Regions from separate parts of the Homo sapiens genome. Here region 1 is linked to region 2. The links are chromatin contacts, found by Hi-C or POLR2A ChIA-PET in ENCODE. All regions are on one chromosome and are shown on one strand. Each heading gives the region's core, a stretch centred on a gene start or an enhancer-like site at or near the end of the contact. The rest is flanking DNA. Distances are from core to core; before and after follow the strand shown.

Region 1 (6,187 bases), core at 2,243-4,742, 6.0 Mb before region 2:
TTTTAAAAGGCAGGAAATCTAGGCTCCGTGAGGAGAAGTGAAGTGCTCAGGTTTTACAGGAAGATAGAGATGGAGAGAAGCGAGGCAAATCTGATTCCAAGTCCAAGACTCTTCCTGGCATTTTCTTTTATTTTTTTATTTTTTTATTTTAAGATGGAGTCTTGCTCTGTCTCCCAGGCTGGAGTGCAGTGGTGCAATCTTGGCTCACCGCAACCTCCGCCTCTCCAGTTCAAGCAATTCTCCTGCCTCATCCTCCCGAGTAGCTGGGATTACAGGCGCCCACCACCACGCCCGGCTAAAATCTTCTTGCAATTGTCTAATGGCTCCGTGTAGCAGGGCTTCTAGCCTCAAGTCATGCAATAGCCTGTTAGTGTTATGCCAGGTACCGAGGGACTCAGAAGCCAGACAACAGGTGAAAAGGCAAGGAACCCAGATTCATTTTTAAATTTTAAAATTTTATATTTATTTTATTTTATGTTTATTTATTTGTTGAGACAGGGTCTCACTTTATCACCCAGGCCAGAGTGCAGTGGTGTGATCTTGGCTCACTGCAGCCTCAACTTCCCAAGCTCAAGCAATCCTCCTGCCTCAGCTCCCCAAGTTCCTGGGACTACAGGCGTGCTCCACTGTGCATGTTAATTTTTGTATTCTTAGTAGAGAATACCAAGCCCAGGCAGAACCCACATTTATTGAGCACCAGTTGGTTCCAGGCATCACACAGACCTTTGGCATTCTCAATCAGTGGCATTCTAACTACAACCCTGCCAAATGACATTATGGTGCCCACTTTGTAGATGTCAGCTAGACACTTAGAGGAGACATTGCTTGCCCAGAGTTGCACAGCAAGCAGATAAACGGATCTGGACCCAGGTTTGCCTGATTTGAAAGCTTATGGTAATTCCACTAAACAGTGCTCTCCTCTGCAAATATTTAATAGCTTTAGTGGGGGTGGGGAGGAAAAAAAAGGGAAAAAATACTCAATAGCCTTAAGCTCTGGTACAAAGTTCTTCTATCTGCATGAATTCAATTTCTCACTCATTCATTCACCAAACACTCACTGAGCCATATACATGCCTTCTCTATAGGGATGTACAGAGGGGATACAGAGATGACATACTTCCAGCTCTCAAAAAAGGGAAACTGGAGGATGAGTTCTGGGTGCTATGAATGATCTCTTTTAATAAAGAGCTTCTCAATAAGAAATAGACCAGGCGCAGTGGCTCATGCCTGTAATCCCAGCACTTTGGGAGGCCGAGGCGGGCCGATCAGCTGAGGTCAGGAGTTTGAGACCTGCCTGGCCAACATATGGTGAAACCCTGTCTCTACTAAAAACAAAAAACAAAACAAAACAAAAATACAAAAATCAGCTGGGCTGTAACACCCTGGGAACAAATCCGAACGTTCCTTCTAAACCAACGCAGGCCGACTCGAGGCTCTAGCAGTCAGTGGAAGACCTCAGCGGAACTGAAGAGGCTTTGCTTTGTTTCCACAGTAAAGGTTTTTGTGGTTACCTCTGCACCACTTGCGATAACGTAATGACGTGTCACACCTGTAGTCCCAGCTACTTGGGAAGCTGAGGCAGGAAATTTGTTTGAACCAAGGAGGTGGAGGTTGCAGTGAGCTGAGATCACGCCACTGCACTCCAGCCTGGGCTGTTTCTCAAAAAAAAGAAAAGAAATGAAATTATTTCACACCCAAGAGATTAGCGAACATTTTAAAGTTTGAGTATCAGATATTGATAGGAATGTTAAGCAACAAAGGTCCCTATTTATTGCTAGTGGGAGTGCCAAATGGTAGTAATTATTATAGCTAACTCATAGCACCTGCTGTGTGCCATACATTGTCCAAAATACTTTATATATAATGACTTCTTTAATCATCATAGCAACTGTGTAAAGTAGGTTTTATTATCACCCTCATTTTGCAAATTAGGAAACCTGGACAGAAAGAGCTGACTTAAGCATTAGACACAGTAGTAGATACAGTGCCTAGGGCCCATGATACTCTTAGGGACCCACAACATTTAAAAATTTATTTTAGGCCGGGCGCAGTGGCTCACACCTGTAATCCCAGCACTTTGGGAGGCCGAGGTGGGCGGATCACCTGAGGTCAGGAGTTCGAGACCAGCCTGGCCAACATGGTGAGACCCTGTATATACTAAAAATACAAAAATTAGCCGGGCATGGTGGCGGGCACCTGTAATCCCAGCTACTCAAGAGGCTGAGGCAGGAGAATCGCTTGAGCCCGGGAGGCAGAGGTTGCAGTGAGCCATGATCATGCCACTGCACTCCAGCCTGGGCGACAGAGTGAGACTCCATCTCAAAAAAAAAAAAATTATTTTAAAATCAAAAGAAAAGAAGGGAAATATAGCTTTGGAAGACCAAGGCAGAAGGATCGCTTAAGGCTAGGAGTTCAAGACCAGCCTGGGCAAGGCAAGACAGCAAGATCCCCATCTCTATAAAAGAAGAAGAAAGGAGGAGGAGGAGATAATTCAGCCTAAGTGGTGTTTATCTTTATTTTATACCAACATATCACAAAATATAATTTCATATATATTTATGAATGAAATGATCATGCTTAGGATCATGTTTAAGTATCTCCTATCCTGCCCTTTCAAGAAAACTATTTAAAGATGTTTCCAAACTCTTCCATGTCTCTTCTCAGTGGTTTGTCACAATGCTTCTACAGTGCTACACAAAAGAAAGAGAAATGGTCCAGAGAAGTGTAGTGACTTATCCAAGGTGATACCACCAGAATGACTAAACGGGGCAGCTAAGAAGAGCCCCGTCCTTGATGCTGCTGAAAACCCCGCGTTTTTGAGCTCTTTCCTCCCAAACATAACATCAGCTTGCGGGTTTTTGCGTCCTCCCAGGACCACCTGTGTTGCTGTTTACTGAATATTTTTCTCCACACTGCCTTTTTTTTTTTTTTTTTTGACAGAGTCTCTGTCACTCAGGCTGCATGCAGTGGCGAGATCATGGCTCACTGCAGCCTCGACCTCCCGGCCTCAAGCGATCCTCCCACCTCAGCCTCCCGAGTAGCTGAGAATACAGGCATGAGCCACCGCACCCGGCCTACACCGACGTTTATAAACTTGGCGTCATTACGTTGTCATGAGCAGTGCAGAGGTAATCACAAAAACGTTTACCGTGGAAACAAAGCAAAGCTTCTTCAGTTCTGCTGAGGTTCCCCTGACAGCCAGAGCCTCGAGTCGGCCTGCGTTGGTTTAGAAGGAACGTTCGGATTTGTTCCCAGGGTGTTACAGGCATCCTAGCGCCACACAGAGCGTACCCTCGGAGGGACAGACAGGTAATTAGAGAGGGAACAACTCACATTCTCCCGGGCTCAGCCGCCACGCCCCGCCCCGCCACGCCCCCTGCTGCACCACGCCCCCTCGCAGCCCCGCACTGCGCCTGCGCAGTAGCTCTTACGCCAGTTCGAGCCCCACCCCCTTTCAGAGCGAACATTGGCCTTGGGGGCGGGGCTTGGGCACAAGATGGCCGCTGCGCGCCCAGAGGCCCAGAGTCGGAGCTCACCGACTCCGGAGTCGCGATCCCAGGAGCCACTGGACCTGGTGCGGGCAAGGAAGGGGCCTGGGCGTGGGGCTCGAGGTGGGAGGAGGTCGTAGTGTGGGGGGCGGGTCCGGGGCGTGGCCTATGAGGGGGTGGGCGAGGGAGGTATTTAGTGCTATGGCCCTGGGGGTGGGGCTTCTTGTGGTTTCGCGAGGGGCGGGGCAGGGGAGGAGACTATGTCATGGTGGGCGGGGTGGGGGAGGGACCTATGGGTGGTGGGCGGGGCCTGGATGGGGGCGGAGTCTGAGGACGGTGTTGTCTTGTGGGACGGGTTTGGGTCCAGGGAAGGGGGCTTACCAGGGATAATTTGCATAATTTGGGTGGAGCCTTGTAAGGGGCGGGGCCTCATAAATTCTAGGGCTAATTCTAGGGTAGAAGGTTGGGAAGGTGACCCTGAAAAACGTGGGGGATTATGATTGGAGCACCTATGTCGGGGTAGGGGATAATTCTTCAAGGGTCTTAGTGATGCTTCTCGAATGCCCAAGGGAGAATTTGGGGGTAGAAGTGGGTGGTCTAGGTGACTTTGGAACTTCCTCCACGTTACCCCACTCAGAATTAGACTAATTGAGGACATTCATTCATTCAACAAACATTTACTGAGCTCCTACTTCGGCTCTGTAAATAGAGAAGTGACCAAGACAGACAAGGGTTGTGTTCTTTTGGAGCCTGCAGTCTCTTGAGAGGAGAGAGACAATAAAGGAGAGTTACTGTGATATGTTCTATAAAGGAAATAAAAATTGAGCCAATTTCTATAAATTGAGCCAAGAGTAGGGGTGGGGCAGCTAAATTTAGACGAGAGAAGTCAGCTGGGTGCCGGCTTATGTTTAAGCTGGGGTCAGAGAGATAAGTGGAGCTACATCGCCACAGATATTATAGTGACGATTTGGGATAAGTCATTTGGAGCCACTGGAGGGTTTTGAGTGCGAAAAATGACTTGATCTGATTTACATTTTCAAAAGACCTTCAGGCTATTCCTGGGAGGTGGGTTACAAGCCAGCAGAAATAGGAACAGAGATGCCCTTGGGTTTTTCAATTTTGGAGGCGCCAAGTGATGGGGCTTTAACTAGGGTGGAGGACAAAAGGTGGGATCCATGATATATTTTGGACAGGAGAGGAAATGTTGATGAGGATACAACAGAATCCTGGAGGATGGGCCGGGCGCGGCGGCTCACGCCTGCAATCCCAGCACTTTAGGAGGCAGAGCCAGAAGGATCTCTTGAGCCCAGTAGTTGGAGACCAGCCTGGGCAACATAGTGGGACTCCCTCTACATTAAAAATAATAATAATAATTTTTGTTTGTTTTGCTGTCTAAGATGGAGTCTTGTTCTGTCGCCTGAGCTGGAGGGCAGTGGCATGATCACATCTCACTGCAACCTCCACCTCCTGGGTTCAAGCGATTCTCGTGTCTTAGTCTCCCGAGTAGCTGGGATTACAGGCAGCAGCCACAACACCTGGCTAATTTTTGCATTTTTAGTAGAAACGGTATTTGCCATGTTGGCCAGGCTGGTTTCGAACTCCTGACCTCAGGTGATCTGCCTACCTCAGCCTCCCAATGTGCTGGTATTACAGGCCTGAGCCACCGTGCCCAGCCAGAAATAATTTTTTTTTAACTAGCTGGATGTGGTGGTGCATGCCTGTAATCCCAGCTACTCAGGGAGATGAAGTGGGAGGATCGCTTGAGCCCAGGAGGTCAAGGTTGCAATGAGCCACGATCGCGCCAGGGCAACAGAGTGAGGCCCTGTCTGAAAATAACAGAGGAGCCCAAGCTTTAATAATTGGGGCGTGCTGGGGCGGTCCTGAGGCAGGTTCCACAGGCTCCTCTTTCTTCTCCTCTTGCCCAGGTCCTGGTGCCTGATGACTGCCGGCCTGGCACACCCCCGAGTGACCTCATCGAGATCCAGGTGGTGAAGGTGACGGACACCACGCTGGTCCCTGAGCCCCCGGAGCCAGGTTCTTTCCACTGTGCCTTGTGCCCTGCTGCCTTCCGGCTGGTTTCCGAGCTGCTGTTCCACGAACATGGCCACTTGGCTGGGGCCGAGGGAGGCGGGCAGGGTGGGGACCCGAGCCGGTGCCACGTGTGCGGCCACAGCTGCCCGGGCCCCGCCAGCCTGCGCGCGCACTACAGCTTGCACACGGGGGAGCGGCCCTACCGCTGCGCGCTCTGCCCCCGCGCCTTCAAGGCCTTGGCGCCCCTGCTCCGGCACCAGCACCGGCACGGGGTGGAGCCGGGCACCTCTCGGAGGCCTCCGGACACAGCGGCCGTTGCAGAACAGAGGCCCGGGGTGGCCCCGGAGAGGGCGGAGGTGGTGATGGCGGCGGCGGCGGCGGGCGCAGCGGTGGGGAAGCCTTTTGCCTGCAGGTTCTGCGCCAAGCCCTTCCGCCGCTCCTCAGACATGCGAGACCACGAGCGCGTGCACACTGGCGAGCGGCCATACCATTGCGGCATCTGCGGCAAGGGCTTCACCCAGTCCTCGGTGCTTAGCGGCCACGCCCGCATCCACACTGGCGAGCGCCCGTTCCGCTGCACGCTCTGCGACCGCACCTTCAACAACTCCTCCAACTTCCGCAAGCACCAGCGCACCCACTTCCACGGGCCGGGGCCGGGGCTGGGAGAC
Region 2 (6,423 bases), core at 3,662-6,161:
CCCTCGAGACTCATCTTCTTCCTCCATGGTCACCTGGGGGTCCAGGGGGGAGAGTTTGGAGTGGAGGTCCCGGGAGAAAGGATGGAAGTAGAGGATAGACATGAAGACCTCAAGGGCCCCACACTATCTCCCTCAGCATCCCCTCTGGCACCCCTCCTCTCCTCCACCTCCTCCCACTCCACCCTGTGCTTGGGTGGGCGCTGGACCCAGCACAGACACCCCAGGGACTAGGAGCAATTCTCTTCCTTTTTTCTGGGTCTCAGGTGCCTCTTATGTCAAAGGGAGGCCTCCCTGGCCTCCGCTTTTAACATCTCACTCCTCAATTCCCGCAGCTTCCCCAACAACCTATCCAAACTTCAAGACCTCATTCCCTGGCCTCCTAAGAGGCAAAGCCAACACCAAGGTTTTTTGTGTGTGCTGCACTGTGATTTCAAAGGGTGTGTTCCACAGTCCTATAAACCCACCTTTCCCAAGGCCAATGTGCTGGGCAATATTCAACACCATGCCTTAAACACCACACGGCTTCCTAGAGCATCAACTGTCCTCGATGGTGAGGACCACCCCCAAATTGTATTTATACACCTAAGTTGGAAACTTCATTGAGTGATCTGCAAAACCAGTATGCCATTTTTAAAATGAAAACGCTAAACTTCAGAAAGACATGCCGAAGGAAAACTTCACAGGAGGCATTTACCTATCGCCATCTGCACAAAGCCTTTGCAATGTCATGGAAATTCTTTGATATGATTCCCCAGTCAGGCAGTTGAAAGATCATCCATCAAACAGGTGGATGTCTTGATTAGGGCTTCAGAAAAATATGAATATTTCAGCTGTAAGCTTCCCCATGACTGTCAAATCTGCTACTCATAAGACAATATCCAATCTCAAAATTCCTAGAAAGCTTCAAAATCCCTAACCCACAACTCAGTATGCTTAATTGTAAATGCACGAAATAGGAGCATCTATCTCAGAGAATGGCTGTGAATACTCAAAGCCTGACTTCTGCCACACATTTAGAGCACCTCAAGTGCTCAATACGGATGAAGAGGAATGACACTATTAGCCCTTAACGCCCAGGTTTCCCCTACATCTGTCTCCTCGCTTCCCCCACAGCATGCCTGCAAAGACAAGGCCCTGGTCCTGTTCTAGATCCCATATAGATTTTCAAACCATGCCAAGCCTCCATATTCAGCCTCCCAGCTCCACCTAATTCCTAACTTCCTAAGACACACCCAACCCTGATAGTCTATTACATCCCAGCCTCTTTCACCAATACTCAATAAGCTCAGCCCCAGTTCCTGGCCCTGGAACTGCTCTCCAGCACCTCCCGGGGAAGCACATGCTACCTACAACAGTGACTGTCACATATCAGAAGCTTAATCAACATCTGCTGACTACAGGCTGAGGGATCCCCAAACCCTCTGCAGTATACAAAGATGCTTGCTTGCTCATTTAGAAAGCACCAGGCTTCGCAGACACACCCTCAGCTACTGAGATCTTCTGAACAGAAGAATGCTCTGCAGATACTGCTAGGTCCTATCTGGATCAGTGGTTTCCCCAACAACAGGGTCATATACCAGTTTAGTGCTTCACAAATAGCTTGTTTTAAAAAGTAAATAGAACAAAATAGTTCTTCACAGCACAGCACAAGTAGTAAGTGGAAATGTCAATTCGTGGAAGGTGAGTTAATGTTAATACATTATGTTATATAATGTTAAATACATTATGACTGTCTGTACCAGGTCTCAATGAAAAAATGTATCTTAATGCAGATCACGGTCAACATGGCCCAGGTTTCCCCTTGAAAAGCACTGTAATAGTGGGTCTAGATGACCCTCCAGACTCTTCCAGACTAATGTAGATTAATTCTAACTCTCTCAATAACCCCCAGGGTAATGCAGAATCTTAAAACATTTTTCATTTGAATTACTGTCTGAAGGGCAAGTATATCTAAGCTGGGCAAAATTTCCTCATTCTCTTTCCGTATTATTATTCGCCACAAGCTGCTCTGACCCCAAAGGCATTCGAATTTGCTCCAGGCATCAAAACTGCATTCCTGCAGTCACATTAAAGCCATCTAGATGGTTCCAGGTCCTTCTAACTGCCCCCAGCCTCCTGTCACCCATTATTAGACACTACCCATACCTTGGAGACCCCAGACCCTCAGTACATCTCAATATTTGGCGCCCTTCCCTGGTGGGCATAACCCAACCCCCTAGGGGGCCCTAAATGACTTCTTAGCCCTTGAACACTCCTTCTAGGCCTGATAAATGGCCCCAGACTTATGCAGACCAGTTGCATCCTCAGGCCAGCCCATGCAGACACTTTCCAGCCCTAAAAGACATACCCCAGGCCTCTAGATGGCTCTGAAGATACTCTTCAGGTCTTGCAGACCCTCCTTCACCCCTGGGACATATCTCAAGATCTCAAGATGGCCCCAGAACCCTCTAACCAGACCCTAGCCTCCGGTCAGCCCAAAAAGACAATCTACAGTGTCTACAGACACGATCCAGGCCAGCTGTGTGATGGAGGGCAGGCCTTAGGCTCGGTCTAGGCCCAGAGACGCCCCAAGTCCTCTCGGAGACGCCCCATAGACGCCCCCAGGAACCCACGGATGCGTCCCGGGGCCCTGAGAAGGCCCCCCTCTCGGCGCCAGGTTTCGCCGCAGCTGCCGGGCCCGAGACCGCCCCGAGAAGCCCTCTAGGACCCGTGGCTTGTGGGGAGGACCCCGGGACAACTAGCGACCCAACTCCGCCCCGCCCACCCCAATAGGCCCGAGCCCCGCGGCCCGGACTGCCGCCGCCATCTTACCCCGCCGCTCGGGCTGCGGCTCCGGCCCCGGCGCGGGGCGGGGCGGGCTGGGGCGGGGTTCGTGAGCAAAGGAGGAGAGAGGCGGAGCTAAAGCGCCGCCGAGCTTGCCGGGATTTCAAGTACCGAGCACGGCGACGTGAAGGCCGGCGGGAAGGCAACCGCACTCGGTTTCCCAGAAGCCAATGGGACACATGGGGCGGGGTCCGCGCGATGCACGCCGGGAGGCGTAGTCCGCGCACCGCCTCTGTCGCGCGGGGACAGCTAATGGGGTGAGAGGTGAAGTGGGCGGGGCCGCGGTAGCCCGCGATGACGCCCCACAGTGCCCTGCGCGCGCGCGGAAAGGGTGGCGGAACAGGAGGTGACGTAAGAGGCGCCAGGCAGAACAGACGCAAGGGAATTGTAGTCCGGCGGAGTGAGCACGACTTGCTGGATGTTGTGCTGCCCACATTCTGGGGCTCTCAGAATCCAGATCCTCTAGGCCCCCCTAAATTTAGAACCAGACGGGATGCAGTGGCGCACACCGTAGTCCCACTCGGGAGACTGAGGCGGAAGGATGGCTTGAGCCTAGAAGTTAGAAGCCAGCCTAGGCAATATAGGGAGACCCCGCCTCTAAAAAAATAAAAATAGGCCAGGCGCGGTGGCTCACGTCTGTAATCCCAGCACTTTGGGAGGCCGAAGCAGGCGGATCATCTGATATCAGGAGTTCAAGACCAGCCTGACCAACATGGTGAAACCCAGTCTCTACTAAAAATACAAAAATTAGCCTGGCGTGGTGGCTAACGCCTGTAATCCCAGCTACTCGGGAGGCTGAGGTAGGAGAATCGCTTGAACCCGGGAAGCGGAGGTTGCAGTGGGCCAAGATCGCGCCATTGCACTCCAGCATGGGCTACAAGACGGAAACTCCGTCTCAAAAATAAACAAATAAAAATAAACTTAGAACCTAGAAGCCCGACCCCATAGCCGCCTCGTTCAGTACAGAGAAGTCTGAATTCCGAATCCTCTCACTCAGAGCAGTGTCCAGACTCCTATTTCCCTCCTCCCTCCGACTCAGGAGTCTGATTCTTCCTTCCTCGGATCCAAGAGTCGGTCTCCCAGACTAGTCCTGGTCTCAAGCTCTCACATACGAATTCGGGTCCCCCCAAGCCAGTGCCCTCGCTCGGATCCAGAATCCTGGGTCCCCAGCCTCTCCAATTCCTGGACCTAAGAGTCCAGGCCCCCGGCTCCCTCCTTTACCGAACCTAGTACGAAGGAACCTGTCTACCTTCCTCCCTGACACCCTCCTCCCCAGGACCCAGGAGTCCACATCTCCAGCCCCATTTTCTCCTAAGGACCCAGGAGTCTGGGCCCTCTGCTTCCTTCTCCTTCAAGACCCAGAAATCCTGGCCCCAGGCTCTTCATGACCCAGGCATCCCTACTTGGGCGAGCTGGCTCATGGATTAGGAATGCAGTGATCTCACGGCCCCTCCCTGCCCCGTTACCCTGCTGTCCCCCTCTAGGGCCCCACTCTCCTCCCAGTCTGTCTTCCGCTTGGCTGGGACAGCGGGAACCGGAAGCCTGGGTCCCTTAGCGGGCGGAGACTCTAGCTTCTAACCCAGACGCCGGGGTCGAAAGCTTGGCTAGGATCCCAGGAGGGAGGTGGAGCTACTCCTCAAAACCTGCTGCTTCCTCGGAGCGCCCTATATACGGCCGCGCGCGCGAGTCGACGAGCTCCGCCTACCATACTAAGGCCTCGGAGACGATGCCCCAAGCAGCAGTGTCACAGGGGTCCTTATTTGCATAGCCCCTCCCCTGAGGAACTTTCCGCCCCGTCTGCTGAAAGAATAAATTCTTATTAGCATAGCCACGCCCACAGACCGCCCTCCCGCTGAGAGCGCGTGGCGCCGCTCAGGGCAAAGCACAGGTCTCTCATTAGCATAGCCCCGCCTCATTCGGAATTCCCCTTCGCAGCGAACGCCGTTCCCTTTCCCTTATTAACATAGCTCCTCCCTTTCTTTGGCCCGTCCCCCTCCTTAAGTGTCCGGAGACGCGAGCCCTCCTTGCCAGAGCTCATGATTATGCAGTAGCCTCATTAGCGTAGCCCGCCCCCCCGGGTCCCGCCCGGCTCCCCCGCAGGCGGTAGCGAAGGCAGCAGCAGCGGTGGCGACATGAGCAGCGGGGCGGCGTCCGGGACAGGGCGGGGGCGGCCCCGGGGCGGGGGACCTGGGCCCGGGGACCCCCCGCCCAGCGAGACACACAAGCTGGTGGTCGTGGGCGGCGGCGGCGTGGGCAAGAGCGCGCTGACCATCCAGTTCATCCAGGTAGTGGGCCCTCACCCGGGAGGGTGTCCCCCGGGACCCAGAACTGAGCCCTTGGGGGGATCCCCGAGACCCCTTTTCCCCCTTGACCCATCACTGAGACCCTCCTATAAGGCCCTCTAATCTTAAAAGATCCCCACAGATTGTAACCTAAACTCTTGGAGAGCCTCCATCCCCTGCACGGGGGACCCTTCCTTCTGCACTCGCATCCCGAGACCCACTATTCCCTCTCCCAGTGCCTAAGACCCCGCTTACCTGCTGACCTGGCTTTGAGCACCTCCTGGGAGCATGCTAAATACAAAATACTCACCCCATTCGGACCCTAAGCACTCCCAGGACCCCCACCACGCCCTTGGTGCCACCTTCCACCACCCTGAGCCCTATCTCCCCCAAATCCCAGTCCCCAACTTCCCCTCTAAGCCATTGAGAGCCTTCCTGGGAGAATGCCAGTGCCCAGCACCTTTGAGATTCCACCACGTTCGATTCTTTTTTTTCTTTTTTTTTTTTTTTGAGACAGAGTCTCACTCACTCTGTCACCCAGGCTGGAGTGCGGTGGAGTGCAGTGGTGCGATGTTGGCTCACTGCAACCTCTGCCTCCTGGATTCAAGCAATTCTCCTGCCTCAGCCTCCCAAGTAGCTGAGACTACAGGCGAGTGCCACCATGCCTGGCTAATTTTTGTATTTTTTAGTAGAGACGGGGTTTCACCATATTGGACTGGTCTCGAACTCCTGACCTCGTGATCGGCCTGCCTTGGACTCCCAAAGTGCTGGGATTACAGGCATGAGCCACCGTGCCCGGCCCCACGTTTGATTCTTAGCCCCTTCCATGACTGCCCCCAGAATCTAGAAATTCTACCCAGACCCTGGCCCTGAGACTCTTCTGGGACTACCCAGTCCTAAGAGAGTCCTGCTCTCCGACCCGAGATTTAAAAAGACATCCTGCCCCTTGGCCATTCCAGAAATCTCCAAGACCCCAAGTCCTGACAATCCCCCATTCCCGGAGGCCCAAACCTCCACTCTCCCACCCCACCCCCAAGGAAAACCAGCCCCTCCTCCATCCCATGCTTTCTCCGCTGCAACTCCCTGAGCCCCTCTCAGAAACCCTGAATAGCTCTCAAATCATCTCCATGGAAGAAGCCCCCAGATTCTTGGCACCCCCAGAAAGATCTATTCCTTGGGAGTTTCTCTGACCCCATAAATGAACTCAATGTTTCTAAGACTGTATATACTATAACCTCCCAAAACCCCTGAGCCACCTCCGGGCTGGCTCCCAGTTCTCAGCCCTGAGCTTCTCACGCTGTGCTCTGAGGTCACGCCC

The links. Hi-C counts contacts between places; a loop is a spot of excess contacts on that map. ChIA-PET counts read pairs that join two places held with the same protein, here RNA polymerase II (POLR2A). Pooled maps may share reads with other maps.
Region 1: a pooled map shows a loop between it and region 2 (9-fold over the local background). The contact joins the promoter of ZNF784 here to the promoter of RRAS in region 2. A Hi-C loop is called at or near these places in 1 of 50 pooled maps. POLR2A ChIA-PET finds 5 or more read pairs at or near these places in 2 of 52 experiments (BJ and activated B cell).

What each region holds. Positions count from the first base shown.
Region 1 is chr19:55,621,871-55,628,057 of GRCh38, reverse strand. ZNF784 (zinc finger protein 784) reads left to right here and starts at 3,492. Exons shown (of 2, transcript NM_203374.2): 1 at 3,492-3,574; 2 at 5,414-6,187. The coding sequence starts at 3,497. RefSeq lists enhancers at 3,112-3,261, 3,012-3,511 and silencers at 3,332-3,391, 3,462-3,511.
Region 2 is chr19:49,638,631-49,645,053 of GRCh38, reverse strand. RRAS (RAS related) reads left to right here and starts at 4,911. Exons shown (of 6, transcript NM_006270.5): 1 at 4,911-5,108. The coding sequence starts at 4,956. It overlaps SCAF1 (SR-related CTD associated factor 1), which reads right to left and starts at 2,845. Exons shown (of 11, transcript NM_021228.3): 1 at 2,812-2,845; 2 at 1-33. The coding sequence starts at 27. RefSeq lists silencers at 2,635-2,924, 4,785-5,174 and enhancers at 2,955-3,304, 3,415-3,514, 3,055-3,724, 3,725-4,394, 4,395-5,064.